2 separate regions of the Homo sapiens genome follow, and region 1 is linked to region 2. The links are chromatin loops, found by intact Hi-C in ENCODE. Cell type or tissue: PC-3. All regions are shown on one strand. Links, peaks and the distances in the headings refer to the core of each region. The heading gives the core; the rest is flanking DNA.

Region 1 (2,920 bases), core at 195-2,694, 70 kb after region 2:
GCAGTCAAAAAATTGTAAGATATATAATAAAAGGAGAAGGAAAAGAGGATTAATAATCTCAGGCTTTTGAAGTCACTACATCTTGTTCAATGCAGAAATGCTTTATTCTGCAACCCAAATAGGTAGACTCCCAGCAATCTCTCTAAAATTACAACGACAAGGTTTTCTATAACTCGTGGTGCTCCCTTTTATTTGAAATTATAAAATCCTTTCTTATGTTGAGCCAATATGCTCCCTCATGACACATCCACACATTGGTCACAGTGCCATCAGGAACAAACAAAGCAAACTTAATTTTTCCACATATCAGACCTTAAAATTTTCAAAGATAATTATCACATGTGTCCAGAAATCTTTATTCCTTAAAATATATCTGGTTCCTTCACTTTTTGGCTCATCTCACATGTTTTCCAGACTCATCAGTAAATTAAAAATTATACAGCACTTTACATTTGATAAAGTTAATTATTTATTTTCAATCCTCAAAATCCTGTTAGATATTGATATTATTACCCCCATTGTACAGATAAGGAAGCTGCGTCTCACAGAGACTAATTGTCTAAGGTCACATAAGTGCTAAACAGCAGGGGCAAAACTTGAATTAAAGTCTTCTGACTTCAAATTTCACTTGCTCTACGAAACACTGAAACCTGGAAATCCTACTCTGGATGAGTCTCAGGTTTTCTATGTCCTGCTTAAAGTACAGTTCCCAGAAGCTAATACAGTATTTTAACATGTGACTTACTTAATTTTCCCAAAAGTGTTCTTAGTATGTTCTACTTCCCAGGTAGTATGCATTTCAAAGGAGTCATCAATGCCTTAGCTGAATGTTTTCCAAATTGTGATTTGTGGAGATGCTTCAGCCAGAGAAGCTCTGTTTTCATCTGTTTTCTACATTGGGTTTCCATACAAGATTTCATTTGACAAATCAAACCATTTATCTGGTTAAAAATAAGTTTTAAAAGTACTGCCTAGACCAAAGGAATGATTAACAATTGATGTTTCTTATGCTAGGAAAGACCAATAGAAAAAATATTTCAGGATCTTTCCATGCCCCTTAAATCCCAGATTTCTTCCCTTTTCTCATTGGTCTGTTGCTGCTTCAGCATGCCTGTTGACTCACTCTTTATGGGGTATGACTGTGACACAGAGCAAGCAACTCGGAGATGAGTCCATTTACAGAGCAAACACGGTCCTTACTGAAATCTCTCATTGAAATCTCCCAATTTCTCAGAGAAGTTGATTGTGCTAAAACCTGAGTGAATAAACCAGTGTTTAACTAATGATGTCTTTATGCTTGTACACTACTTTTTCAGGACATATACTTCTGTTTACTGATTTTTTTTTTTTTGAGATGGAGTTCCGCCTCCTGGGTTTAAGCAATTCTCTGCCTCAGCCTCCTGAGTAGCTGGGATTACAGGCGCCCACCACCATGCCCAGCTAGTTTTTTTTTGTTTTTTTTTTGTATTTTTAGTACAGACGGGGTTTCACCATCTTGACCAGATTGATCTTGAACTCCTGACCTAGGGATCCACCCACCTCAGCCTCCCAAAGTGCTGGGATTACAGGCATGAGCCACCGCGCCCAGCCTGTTTACTGATTATTTCTATATGAAAAAAGTCCCTACCTAGCCAGCTTTGAGAATTGCTGTGTTACTTCCTCACTTTGGGCTTCAAACTGCTTTTTCCTGGTTTCCCTTTTTAAAAAAAAAAAAAAAATACCATTTACTTTTCTATTACACTGAAGAATAGTTTATATGATTTGCTCTTAAAACTCTGGCCAGCCAGGCATGGTGGCTCACGCCTGTAATCCCAGCACTTTGGGAGGCCGAGGCAGGTGGATCATGAGGTCAGGAGTTCGAGACCAGCCTGCCCAACATGGTGAAACCCTGTCTCTACTAAAAATACAAAAATTAGCCGGCATGGTGGCGTGCGCCTGTAATCCCAGCTACTCAGGAGGCTGAGGCAGGAGAATCGCTTGAACCCGGGAGGCAGAGGTTGCAGTGAGCTGAGATGGCGCCATTGCACTCCAGCCTAGGTGACAGGGCAAGACTACGTCTCAAAAAAAAAAACAAAAACAAACAAACAAACAAACAAAAAACCTCTGTCCAAGGTGGAGACCATAAGGTAGTTGTTACCAAGCTAGGAGGGAGGTCCAGTTTCAGGAGAAGAACTAGAACAAACTTCTTGAAAGCTCTATCCATGATCTGCACCCTTCACTGCTTGTACACTAAAAAAAAGAAGAAAAGAGTGGGAGAAATAAAGCAAAGAAAGCCCGAGAAGAAGAGCAAAAGAAAGTGGGGTTCTAAGGGATAATAAACATGAAATCCAGCACTCAGACCAATTTATAATGTAAAACATATTTATATTGACAAAGCACTATAACCAAAGGTTTACACACATGAATGAGCATATGTAACAAATTGGGACATTTTTCTCAAATATGCCAAGATTTATGAAGTCTGGCAACAATCCCTTTGCTTTTTCTTATAACAACAGCTGCTAATTCCCTCTGTGACTTCTAACTGCCCAATTTTGTGAAAGTTGGATCAGTTTAAATTTAGAAGATACTCTATTCCAAGAAATAAAGTTCAAAAATGGAGTCATCTTTAAGTTAAATATGTCCAGGCCAAAATGTTGTCTTTCTGCTTCTGTTTCTTCTGCATTTCCTTCAGAAATGGAGAAGTACCAGTTCACTCTAGGTTTTAGCACCAGCTTTGAAATAAGTTGCTGTCTGAACTACAGCAAGCTACTCCTCCCTTCTCTCAGTCTTCTCCTGTGTAAAATAGGTAAATAAAACTAGATAATTTGCAAAGGTCAACCCAATGCTCCCATTATTTGTTCTATTCTTTTTTTAAAAAAAAATGTAGACTTTTAATAACTGCTTTTATCACCAGGTTAAGCCATGCAGTTACAAAGTA
Region 2 (2,920 bases), core at 174-2,673:
CATAACAAATGGTGCTAGAGAAATTGGACATATCTGATAATGGAGTAGAAGTATCTAGAATATACAAAGAATTCTCAAAGCTCTACAGTAAAAATATAAAAGGAGGCCAGGCGCAGTGGCTCACTTTGGGAATCCAAGGCAGGTGGATCACTTGAGGTCAGGAGTTTGAAACCAGTCTAGCCATGGTGAAACCTCATCTCTACTAAAAATACAAAAAATTAGCCAGGCATGGTGGCAGGCACGTGTAATCACAGCTACTTGGGAGGCTGAGGCAGGAGAATAGCTTGAACCCGGGAGGCGGAGGTTGCAGTGAGCCGAGATCGTGCTGCTGCACTCCAGCCTGGGTGACAGAGCGAGACTCCAACAATCAATCAATCAGTCAATCAATGGAAACAATCCAGTTAGAAAACAGACAAATGACATTTCCCCAAAAAGGATATACGGATCGCAAATAAGCACATGAAAATATGCTCAGCATCATTAGCTATCAGAGACATCCAAAACAAAACCACAAAATATCACTATACACCTCTGAGAATAGCTAAAATGAAAAATAATGACAACAACAAATGCTAGAGAGGATGTGAAGAAACTGGATGACTCATACATTGCTTGCGGGAACATTAAATGGTTAAAGAATGTATACATATGAAGAAACTCAATTTTATGAAAACTGAAATACTATTCATGTGCTTTTCAAAAAAAATGAGGTAATAATCTCACAATATGGTAGCTCTATTCTGCAAAAGCTTGGCAGTTCCTTAAAAATCTAACCATGCTAGGCCAGGCACAGTGGCTCACGCCTGTAATCCCAGCACTCTGGGAGGCCGAGGCGGGTGGATCACGAGGTCAGGAGATGGAGACCATCCTGGCTAACACGGTGGAACCCCATCTCTACTAAAAATACAAAAAAATTAGCTGGGCACGGTGGCGGGCGCCTGTAGTCCCAGCTACTCGGGAGGCTGAGGCAGGAGAACTGCGTGAACCCAGGAGGCGGAGCTTGCAGTGAGCCGAGATTGCGCCACTGCACACTAGCCTGGGCTACAGAGCGAAACTCTGTTTCAAAAAAAAAAAAAAATCTAACCGTGCTACTTCCAGATGACCTAGCAATTGCACTCCTGGGCATTTTTCCCAGAGAAATGAAAACTTATGAATCTGTACACAAATGTTAATAGCAGCTTTATTTGTAATGGCCACAAACTGAATCATGCCAGATGCCCTTCAGAGGATGAATGATTAAACAAACTTGTGGTATATCCATACCATGGAATACTAATTAGAAATAAAAAAGAAAAAATGGATGTTGGAAGAAACTACTAGAAACTCCTAACAGTGGTACACGTTGGGAAGAGATATTTGAGGGGGGACAGAGAAAATTTCTCTTTTGCACTTTGTACTTTTCTGCGCTATCTGGATTTTCAACTTTCTTTCAAACTTTCTACATATATTGCCCTTTTTATGCTAACAGGGGTTATTTAGGAGGTGAATTATGAGTGTTTTATTTATTTGTTTTCTTCTTTGTGTTATGAAAAAGCTAATATATGTGAAGAGAGGGGAAGAGGAGGCCTAGGGGAAGGAGGAGGAAGAAAGAAGGAGAATGTGGGGACATTGACGTCAGATAGACCTCGGTTTCAATATTGGCTCCATCACTTATTTATATCTGCTTGATCTTAGGAAATCACTTAACCTTTATGAGCAAATTTCCTTATTTGGATAAAAGAGATAGTAATAGTACCTGACTCATTAGATTTTTGTAAGGGTTAACTGAAAAATGTACTTGGCACATGGCAAACCTGCAATAAATATAAAATATTTTTATTATCATTATTATTAAGATGAAGATAGAAAAATGATCGTGACTGGGCCAAGATTTTATTTTGATTAAATGAGTCAGCCCAGCAACCAGAGAACACAATGAAGTGGGAAGGACAGAGGCCACCTCAGCCAGATATTAACAGGAGATCAAATAAGCAGGAGTATGTTCTTTCACCAGTTTTTTTAAAACATAGTATTTAAAAAAAAGGTTACATCCTGCTGACAGGTCTAAGACAAAATCTCAGAGTTATTGAAATATAGTAATTTTTAAATAGCTTTTTGAGACGTAGTTCACATGTCACAAAATTCAGCTTTTTAAAGTGTTTTTTTTTAGAAAATTTACAAGGATTTGCAATCATCACCATGATCTAATTTCAGAATTATTTCATCATCTCCTAAAGAAACCCTGCACCTATTAACAATCACTCCTCACTCTCCACAACCCACTCCACCCTCAGGATACCATTAGAGGTAGAATCAATAGAACTTGGTAAGAGATCTATTGTGGAGATAAAAGAGAGCAGTAAATAATAACTCCCACATTTCTGATGTAAGCAGTTCTGTGGATGGTGGTACCCTTCATAGAGATGCTAAAAATAAGAGAGAGGAGGTATTGTGGAAAAAAGATGAGTCCAGGTTTGAGGTGGGACATCCAAGTTGAGCTGCTGAGGAGACATTTGAGATGAGTTATGATACTCAGGAAAGAGATAGGAGCTAAAGATAGAGATTTCAAAATAATATGCACATACATGCATATATATATTTGTGTGTATATGCATATGCACACATGAGGGGCCCTCAAATTTTTTTTTTTCCGAGACGGAGTTTCACTCTTACACCCAGGATGGAGTGAAGTGGCACGATCTTGGCTCACTGCAACCTCCACCCTCCGGGTCCAAGCAATTCTCCTGCCTCGGCCTCCTGAGTAGCTGGGATTACAAGCGCCCACCACCATGCCCAGCTAATTTTTGTACTTTTAATAGAGACGGGGTTTCGCCATGTTGGCCAGGCTGGTCTTGAACTCCTGACCTCAGGCGATCCACTCTCCTCGGCCTTCCAAAGTGCTAGTGTGAGGCACTGAACCTGGCCGGGGCCCTCAAAAATT

The links. Peaks named below come from ENCODE experiments on the same cell type or tissue, not always from the same donor. Only the 100,000 strongest peaks of a DNase experiment are listed, where the experiment ranks them.
Region 1: a loop joins it to region 2, with 4 times the contacts of the local background. A loop is called at or near these places in 1 of 110 quality-filtered maps.

What each region holds. Positions count from the first base shown.
Region 1 is chrX:121,050,546-121,053,465 of GRCh38, reverse strand. No RefSeq gene overlaps it. Among named protein-coding and RNA genes, the nearest start is that of GLUD2, 4.4 kb to the right of the region's middle. In PC-3, for the core only: no CTCF peak of the experiment used is centred there; a DNase peak (open chromatin) is centred at 1,155; H3K27ac peaks cover 933 bases.
Region 2 is chrX:121,120,204-121,123,123 of GRCh38, reverse strand. No RefSeq gene overlaps it. Among named protein-coding and RNA genes, the nearest start is that of GLUD2, 74 kb to the right of the region's middle. In PC-3, for the core only: no CTCF peak of the experiment used is centred there; DNase peaks (open chromatin) are centred at 1,163 and 1,733; H3K4me3 peaks cover 300 bases; H3K27ac peaks cover 2,500 bases.